Regions from separate parts of the Homo sapiens genome. Here all the other regions are linked to region 1. The links are chromatin contacts, found by Hi-C or POLR2A ChIA-PET in ENCODE. All regions are on one chromosome and are shown on one strand. The core of a region is the stretch at or near the end of the contact, and the rest is flanking DNA. Distances in the headings are between cores, read along the strand shown. Region 1 overlaps TTC1 (tetratricopeptide repeat domain 1). Region 2 holds the start of FABP6-AS1 (FABP6 antisense RNA 1). Region 3 has its middle 35 kb from the start of FABP6-AS1.

What was found. Hi-C counts contacts between places; a loop is a spot of excess contacts on that map. ChIA-PET counts read pairs that join two places held with the same protein, here RNA polymerase II (POLR2A). Pooled maps may share reads with other maps.
Region 2: a loop to region 1 is called in a map of ovary, with 3 times the contacts of the local background. The contact joins the promoter of FABP6-AS1 here to the enhancer-like site in region 1. A Hi-C loop is called at or near these places in 70 of 168 maps with a recorded cell type or tissue (A673, B cell, CD4-positive, alpha-beta memory T cell and 45 more), 32 of 37 single-sample maps with no recorded cell type and 46 of 50 pooled maps. POLR2A ChIA-PET finds 5 or more read pairs at or near these places in 2 of 52 experiments (both WTC11).
Region 3: a loop to region 1 is called in a map of posterior cingulate gyrus, with 5 times the contacts of the local background. The contact joins two enhancer-like sites. A Hi-C loop is called at or near these places in 4 of 168 maps with a recorded cell type or tissue (PC-3, heart left ventricle, left lung and 1 more), 3 of 37 single-sample maps with no recorded cell type and 7 of 50 pooled maps. POLR2A ChIA-PET finds 5 or more read pairs at or near these places in 11 of 52 experiments (AG04450, CD4-positive, alpha-beta T cell, GM12878 and 6 more).

The regions. Positions count from the first base shown.
Region 1 is chr5:160,019,748-160,022,686 of GRCh38, reverse strand. All of the region lies in intron 2 of TTC1 (tetratricopeptide repeat domain 1), which reads right to left. The region is part of intron 1 of LOC124901124 (a long non-coding RNA gene); the gene reads right to left. Among named protein-coding and RNA genes, the nearest start is that of TTC1, 12 kb to the right of the region's middle. Within about 2 kb of position 1,511, at least 3 of the 41 ENCODE cell types and tissues checked have a DNase peak (open chromatin) inside an H3K27ac peak, as active enhancers do; they include IMR-90, body of pancreas and endothelial cell of umbilical vein, where a contact is called at or near this core.
Region 2 is chr5:160,208,502-160,211,440 of GRCh38, reverse strand. FABP6-AS1 (FABP6 antisense RNA 1) reads left to right here and starts at 1,371. Exons shown (of 4, transcript XR_941148.3): 1 at 1,371-1,464. It also overlaps a transcript of FABP6 not described here.
Region 3 is chr5:160,173,964-160,176,902 of GRCh38, reverse strand. No RefSeq gene overlaps it. Among named protein-coding and RNA genes, the nearest start is that of FABP6-AS1, 35 kb to the left of the region's middle. RefSeq lists an enhancer at 662-1,250. Within about 2 kb of position 1,387, at least 7 of the 41 ENCODE cell types and tissues checked have a DNase peak (open chromatin) inside an H3K27ac peak, as active enhancers do.

The DNA of each region.
Region 1 (2,939 bases), core at 262-2,761:
GAGTCTTCCTGTAAAGCAAATATCCATGACTTGGCTATAATCTTACCTTGTAATTTCCTATTTACTAACATAGTACCCCTATCTGCTTAATTACCTATACTATATTAGATGCCTGATTCCATGGCTGTGTAACTCATTCAATGAGCTAAAACTCATAATACTTATTATGTGCCAAACATTGTGCTAAGAGCTTCAAATGGATTGATTCACTTTCTTAAAATATTAGAAGTAGCTTGAATATAATTTTTTAATTGACAACAAAAAAACCACCCTCCAAAAAACCCAAAAATCCAAGCTAGAGAACTTCAACTGATATAATTTAAAATCCTGGGTAGCATGGCAAAATGTTAGAAAGTGCTTCTCTAGTCCCTTATAAATAAACCACTCTTCAGCAGACTACAATGCAGTGGCTGAGTAGGGTATTTCTTTTACTTTAGGTCAGTGAATACAACATAAACACACTTGACTTTGAGCTTATAAGTGTATACCCCATCTATCATTATTAAATAGTTAAAAACTTGCATGAAATACATTTAAAAAATAATCTCATATTTAAATAATCCTATGGTAAGCATGTGCTCAACAGACAAACAGGGGGAAAACCAAGACTCTCACTCCGGCAAGCTTATGTCCATATTATAAATCTATCAGCAGCTCTCTGCTGCCCTCTGCAGTTTTGTGAAGTAATTGCTACAAAATAAAACGGCATACACTTTATGCCAAGCACAGTACCCAGGGATCACAGTACCCAGAGATCAATAGCTGGAGTAAAAGAGAGCGTAAAGAGAGGTACATACTTGCTCAACTGCTGGAAAGTGGAGGCACATGCAACAAAACTTTCTGCTTTAGTCTTATCTAGGTGGGACAAGAAAACTACACTTGGAATGCAAATACTGGAAGGGCTAGGGACATCAGTTCTATAATTATTTTGAAGGGAATTCCTTATCATTAAAAAAATAAGCTTTTGGTTTTGTCTTCTTTGAAATCAGATATCACTTGCTTTACATACATAAAGACATATCTGTTCTTTCCACAAGTCACCTTTACAGGTCCTCTAGGGAGGCATGAGGGAGGATCTTTGGATCTAAGCCACAGTTAGAACCTGCCTCTCAGTAGGTGTTATCCTTCTGAGGAAAAAAATGACTGATCTATGAGGAATTAATCTTGGAAATAGTCCCTTGTTTCTTAAATCAGAAAATTCTATTTCCCAAAACTCAATCTTTAACAGAAATAAATTTTCTATGTCAGGACTGCTTAAATTCGGCCCAACAAGTTGTTTTTAGACCTTGATCAACGGATGTAGGTAAAAGAAAACCTCCTATTCAGTTCTTCCGATGTTGGATGCAGTCAATGTACGGGTTAGGTCAATACTTCTTGTTTTGGAAGCTTAGTCATCTGTGTCCATCTGGATCTGTTTCCCATGGTGTGGCCACAGTTCTTCCTATATCAAAATTACCTGGGAGGCTTGCTAACAAAACAGATGCCTGGTTGTTGCCTCACAGGTGTGTGGTGTCAGACACTTCTCAGGCTGTGCATGGTTAATACATTTCCTGTGATGCTTAGACACAATAAAGTCTGGAAACCACTGATCTACACAAAGTGACCTTTCTTAATAAACACAGGAAATACTGAACGTCATTTTAACTTTTCTGCCAGCAAATAATGTAAACACACCTCACTAACTTCCAAATGTTTTAGAGCAGCGGTCCCTACCCTTTTTGGCACCAGGGACTGCTCTTGTGGGGAACTATTTTTCCACGGACTAGGGTCTTGGGGAAGGGGGTGTTCATAATGATTCAAGCACATTACATTTATTGTGTACTTTATAATTATTAAACTGTAATATATAATCAAATAGTTATACAATTCACCATAATGTAGAATCAGTGGGAGCCCTAAGCTTGTTTTCCTGCAACTAGACGGTCCTACCTGGGGGTGATGAGAGACAGTGATAGACTATCAGGCATTAGATTCTTGTAAGGAGCAGGCAACACAGATCCCTTGCATGTGCAATTCACAACAGGGTTCACAAGCCTACGAGAATCTAATGCTACCATGGATATGACATGAGGTGGAGCTCAGACAGTAATGCAAGCGATGGGAAGTGGCTGTAAATACAGATGAAGCTTCGCTCACTAGCCTGCTGCTCACTTCCTGCTGTGTGGCTGGGTTCCTTACAGGCCACAGACTGGTATCAGTACATGGCCGGGGGTTGACGACCCCTGTTTTAGAGCAAGCAACCCTTATTTCCACTGGTTTAAACTTAGCATCAGGCCAGGCAGGGTGGTTCATTCCTGTAATCCCAGCACTTTGGGAGGCCAAGTGAAAGGGCCTCTACAAAAATAAAAATAAACAAACTTGGGATCAGAAATCTAAGCTCCTTCTAGGATTTGATTTAATCGTTTGTAGACAGCATTAAGTTCAACAGTGGTAACTCTAAGAAGTTGGTAAAACTGACCACCTTAGTTCCAAAGGATGCCTATTAGAAATGAAAGAAAAGGAGGCTGGGGCGGGCGGATCACTTGAGGTCAGGAGTTCGAGACCAGCCTGGCCAACATGGTGAAACTCCGTCTCTACTAAAAATACAAAAATTAGCTGGGTGTGGTGGTGGGCACCTGTAATCCCAGCTACTTGGGAGGCTGAGGCAGGAGAATCACTTGAACCTGGGAGGCAGAGGTTGCAGTGAACCAAGATCATGCCACTGTACTCCAGTCTGGGCGACAGGGCAAGACTCTGTCTCAAAATAAACAAACAGAAAACAACAACAACAAAAAGAAAACAAGAAATGAAAGAAAAGGGAGGCAGGAGGCAGGGCACAGTGGCTCATGCCTATAATCCCAGAACTTTGGGAGGCCGAGGTGGGTGGATCATGATGTGAGTTCGAGACCAGCCTGGCCAATATGGTGAAACCCAGTCTCTAGTAAAAATACAAAAATTAG
Region 2 (2,939 bases), core at 122-2,621, 190 kb before region 1:
GTTGGATGCTCAGTACATGAAGATCCTTAGAAAGGGGGCCAGCACCTAGCAAGCACTTCATAAATATCAGCTACTAAAAAATACCAGGAGAGAAAGCCCAATGGGCTCAGCCGAGGACATGTATTCCCTCTGGGGGTGGGTGAGGCCAGTGGAGGCTCTTAACTGACAGTCCCACAGAGACCCACATGCAGCAGTATCTTCAAGGAGCAGCTCTCCAAGAAACACAGAAGTACACTGACAGAAGAAGGGGGAAAGGATACTGGGCAGGCAAGAACATAAGTGCCCATGATGACTTCTCAGCTCCCCAGGACAGAAAAAGGGTCCGACTCCAACATCTACAGGTTTGATCTAGGGCAGTGGCTGGGAAGAAGGAAGAAGATTGAGAGGCATGTCTAACAACGTCCAAGCAATCTCCCTACCAAAGCAGCCCATGACCCTTGAAAGATATTGCTTCAGAAGAAAGTCAGATGGCAAAAGGTCGTCCCGCTCCCATGCAATCATTCATTGCCCCCTCTCCTGCCACTGGCAAACCGTGATTAATTCCTGTGGCAGCCGCAGAAATCATTCCTAATGAATTTCTAATGAACTCATTTGGTGTTAATGCGGTGTGTAATTCTGCAGGACACTCGTTGTAATTTAGCCTTATTAAATCTCTAGTTATTGGGAACTACTATTGCTCTAAGCTCATAAGCAGGAGAAAAGTAATTATGCAGAGCAAGCGGTTAAATTATGAAAAGGATTGGACATTCTGAGAAGGCTGAGACGTGGCTGCTCCTGTGTTTTCTCCCTGGGGTGCACTGCTCTACAAAGGTGAGCAGGCTGTGCAGGTCTTCGAGCTGAGGCAAGAATGCCCACCTTGACTTCTGTTCTGCAGTGTTAGAGCTGTGCAGGCTGCCCCTGTGTTCTGGTATTTTTAAGGGCCAACCAAAGGTGGCCTTGTCCCCACATGATCTACCCCACTTGCCCACTGCTTGGGCCTGAATTTCCACCATAGGGATAGATTCCTTCATGTTTGAGGTGCTGTTCCAGGTTGAAAGGTAACTTGTACCACAGTTCAGAGAGCAGTCACTGATAGGTTATCTCATCTGATGATCACAGCTTCTCAATTATTGTCATTAAAACCCTTTGACAGATAAGGAGATTAAAGTTCACAGAGGTGAAGCCACTGGGCTCCCAAGGTCATCACTGGGTGCCAGAACTAGGAACAGAGCCCATATCTCCTGGTAACCAGGTGAATTCTCTTTCCAGCTTACCTGTCATTCATTGCCTGCTGTGTTTTTCATGCATATGTGACTCATGCTTCCACCTAGATCACATGTTTCTTGAGGTCAGAGCCCTTTCTGTGATCTGCTTTACCTGTTTGACTTGCCTTGGTACAGAGAATGGAGCTGCAAGACTCCCCTGGTCAGATCACGTCGGGTCTCCTGAAGACACCAGGAGGATTCTACTGTGCACAGGTTGATTGTATGTCTCCTTTTCCCACTTCTTCCTGAAATTTTCTTATTATACTTTTGATTAAAATGTATGTCTTAGGTTGCTTTCTGTTGCTACAGCTGAATACCTGAGACTGTATATATAGACATAGAAAAGGGCTGGACGCAGTGGCTCATGCCTGTACTCCCAGCACTTTGAGAGGCCAAGGCTGGGGAATCACTTCCGGCCAGGAGTTTAAGACCAGCCTAGGCAACATAGTGAGACCCCCGTCTCTAAAAATAAAAGAAAAGGAAAAAAAGACAAAAAAGACGATGATTTATTGCAGTTTTGGAGACTGGGAAGTCCAAGGTCTAGGGGGCACAACTGGTGAGAGGCTTCTTGCTGGTGGGGACTCTCTGTAGAATACCAAGACGGTACAGAGCATCACATGGCAAGGGGAGCTCACTGAGAGCCAAACTGGCTTTATTTATTTATTTTAATTTTTTGAGACAGGGTCTCACTTTGTCACCCAGGCTGGAGTGCATGGGGCAATCACTGTTCACTGAACCCTCAACCTCCCAGGCTCAAATAATCCTCCTGCCTCAGTCCCCCAAGTAGCTAGGAATACAGGTGTGGGCCACCACACCCGACTAATTTTTGTTTTTTTATTTTTTTGTGGAGAGAGATTTCACCATGTTGCCCAGGCTGGTCTCAAACTCCTGGGCTCAAGTGATTTGCCTGCCTTGGCCTCCCAAGGTTCTGGGATTATAGGCATGAGCCACCACACCAGACCTTTATTTATTTCTGAGAAAGGGTCTTGCTCTGTTGCCCAGATCAGAGTGCAGTGATGCAAAGATGGCTCACTGCAGCCTCAGCCTCTGGAGTAGCTGGGACAACAGGTGTGAGCCACCACACTTGACTAATTCTTTTTTTTTTAGAAATGGGGTCTCCCTGCTGGGTGCAGTGGCTCACGCCTGTAATCGCAGTACTCTGGGAGGCCGAGGCAGGCAAATCACAAGGTCAGGAGTTTGAGACCAGCCTGGCCAACATGGTGAAACCCCGTCCCTACCAAAAATACAAAAAATTAGTTGGGTGTAGTGGCAGGCACCTGAAATCCCACCAACTTGGGAGGCTGAGGCAGGAGAATTGCTTGAATCCGGGAGGCAGAGGTTGCAGTGAGCCGAGATCACACCACTGCACTCCAGCCTGGGCAACAGAGTGAGACTCCCTACAAAAAAAAAAAAAGAAAAGAAAGAAAGAAAAAAAGAAATGGGGTCTCCCTATGTTGGCCAGGTTTGTCTTGCATGCCTGGCCTCAAGCAATGCTCCTGCTTTGGCCTCCCAAAGTTCTGAGATTATAGGCATAAGCCACAGTGCCTGGCTCCCACTCTCATGATAACTAATCCACTCTTATGATAACCCATTAATCCTTTAATTTATTAGTGGATTAATTCATTAATGAGGGCAGAGTCTTCATGATCCTATCACCTCTTGCTATAGTTACATGGGGTAGTAAGCTTCAACATG
Region 3 (2,939 bases), core at 138-2,637, 150 kb before region 1:
TTGTCTGTGTCTCCAAGCTCATCTCCTATACGCTCCCCTTCCTTTTGCTTCTCCACAGTGGTCTCTCTTTTCTTTTTCTGATTCTTACATATTCCAAGGTTTATTCCTGCCTCCAGGAACATGTGCTGTTCCCTCTAGCTAGAATGCTGTTTCCCCAGGTTTTCACCTGACAGCCGCTTCCTCGTCCAAACTCAGCTCCCAAGTCCCCTCCCTGAAAGGGCCTTCATGACTACTGCCCCCTCCATCACCCCTCGCCATTTTACATCCTCTTAGCTCTCCCTAGGATGTCCTTGTTTTTTCATTCAGTTATGTGTCTGTCAGTCTTTCCTCTCTCAAAGATGAAGTGCTTGAGATCAGAGACCTTACCTGTCTTGTTAGTGACTGTGGCCCCAGAACCTGGCCCAATGTAGGCCTTCAGCTATCAGTCGTTGAATGAATGAATTTATTGATCTCTTTTCTATGCTAGGCTCTGTTCTAAGCAGTTTACATGTATTATCTGGCTGAATCTTGCAATGGCAACCTTGAGAGAAGCTGCAACTTAGGCAGGTGAAGAGACCTGCCCAAGGTCAGGCAGCTAGGAAGGAATGGAGCCTGGATTCAAACCAGCCTGCCTCCCAAGACCACACTCGCAGTGACAATGGAGTGCTGATCCTCCACAAGCAAAGCTTCATGTTGCACACATGAATGAATGAATGAATAGGCAAATTACAAACACCTGAACTGAGTGGCATGACTGAATGACAGACATTTCCAGCTTTAAGAAGTTCACTGTGTTCATCTACTTGGGCCTCTGTTTTGGAGTGGGGAAAGAAGAGAGCACTCATTCATTGAGGGACCAGTGCGCACCAGGTACTGTACCAGTGACACTTGTGGCTACCTGCTCTGCCCAGAGTGCTGCCACCACCAACCCAGGCATGGGGGGACTAAGGGGGCAACCCCAGGGAGCATCGCATCCCGGTAGCTGCGGGCTCTCCCCGGGGCAGCTCTGCTATCTTGTGAGAGCCTTGTCTCTGGCTGGCTGCCACCCGCCTGCCAGCCCAGCATCTTAGCTCATCAATCACGTGGCTGCTCTCTGCCAGGCTGGATCTCAGAGGAAGACAAGTCTGCTGAAGACGGAATGGGCCGTAGGCTCAGGAGGGAATCGAAGCCACTGAGGGGGAGGGAAGGGAGGCCCAGAAAGACAGGCAAGGTCTGGATCAATCCCCCCTCAGCTAAGAAGGGTCGATTGGGGGAGGAAGGGAGGGCAGGGTTTCCATTGGAAGAGCAGTGAGAAAGGAGAGGTGGAGAAAATGGCTGGTGTGGGCGGCGGAGGTGGGGGGGTTCCCATTGCAAAGGAAATTCAGCCTCCCCTGGTGCCCTGCCAGCTCCCTGCACCCCAGGGAGCAGACTGACTCTGGGAAAGCGGGCAGGTTATGGCGGCTGATTTATCGCAGGCCCAGCTGCCTTCCCGCACCTCTCGAGCTCCCTGTGACCTGGCTTCCCAGCAACCCCTATTCCCCAAATAACCTCTGGAGGGGCTTAATGAGGGGAGGCTGGATACCTCCATCTTCCCCACTGCCCTCTCCTTTCTCCCATGTCCACCTCTTGGGAGTGGAATTTATGTTGTCTCCCCAGAGACTGTGCTGAAAGTCAAGATGTCTGAGCCAAAGACTCCTTAGAGATCTGCTAGTCCAGAAAGACAAATCAGCAGCCCTTTGCTGTTGTTTTTGTTCTGCTTCTCAGTCTGCACAGTTAAAAAAAAAAAAAAAAAAGAATTAGTTGCCAACATTTAAACAGAAATAGGTTGCACATAAAAATCTGATTTCTGATTTCTCTTAAAAATTCCAAAGATCTGGCCAGGGACAGTGGGTGTTGCTTGTAATCCCAGCACTTTGAGAGGCTGAAGCAGGTGGACTTCTTGAGCCCAGTAATTCGACACTAGCCTGGACAACATAGCGAGACCCTGTCTCTATAAAAAATGGAAAACTTAGCTAGGTGTGGTGTTGCGTGCCTCTGGTCTCAGCTAGTCAGGAAGCTAAGGTGGGAAGATTGCCTGAGCCCAGGAGGTTGAGGCTGCAGTGAGCCAAGGTCACGCCACTGCACTCTAGCCTGGGTGACAGTGTGAAACCCTGTCTCAAAAAAAAAAAAAAAAAAAAATTCAAAATCTGGCAATTCTGGGCTGGCCTTTCCCTGAGCTAAGTTGAAACTGCTCCAGACAGAGCCAACAACTGTGCCCACTTCGCCCTTTTGTGTTACTGACCAGGCCCCTGTGGCTTTGAGTTTTCTACCCCTCGTGCATTCCAAAGTGCTCACTGAGGAAACTCAGGTTTACAGTGGGCACGGACTTGAGTGGGGACTCATGAATGGCAGCCCTGGAGCTGAGAAGCCACTTGGTTTCATATTGCAGGCATGCCTCTTATGAGCTGTGTGACTTTGGGCAAGTAGAAGAACCTCTCTGAGCCTCGGTTTTCTCATCTGTGAAACAGGGATAATGGCAGTATCTTGTGAGGAATAAAACAGATACTGTGCATTTAACATTTAGTACCATCTCTTGTATGTTTACAAGGAAGATACTCTGAATTTCGAATAGGTAATGCATGTGGTAATGTAAATGTTCCAGTTAATATTCACACACACACCAGAGTGTAGTGGATTAAAACAACAATGTATTATGATCTCTTGTGGTTTTATGTCTTGACCCAGTTCAGATGAGACCTGGGGTCTCAGGTGTTGTTGCAGTCACATGGGAAAAACATCATCTGAATGTTTGACTGGGACTGAACTTTTTTTTTTTTTTTTTTTTTTTTTTGGAGACAAGAGTTTCACTCTTGTTGCCCAAGCTGGAGTGCAATGGCACGATCTCGGCTCACTGCAACATCTGCCTCCCAGGTTCAAGTGATTCTCCTGCCTCAGCCTCCCTAGTAGCTGGGATTACAGACATGTGCCACCACACCTGGCTA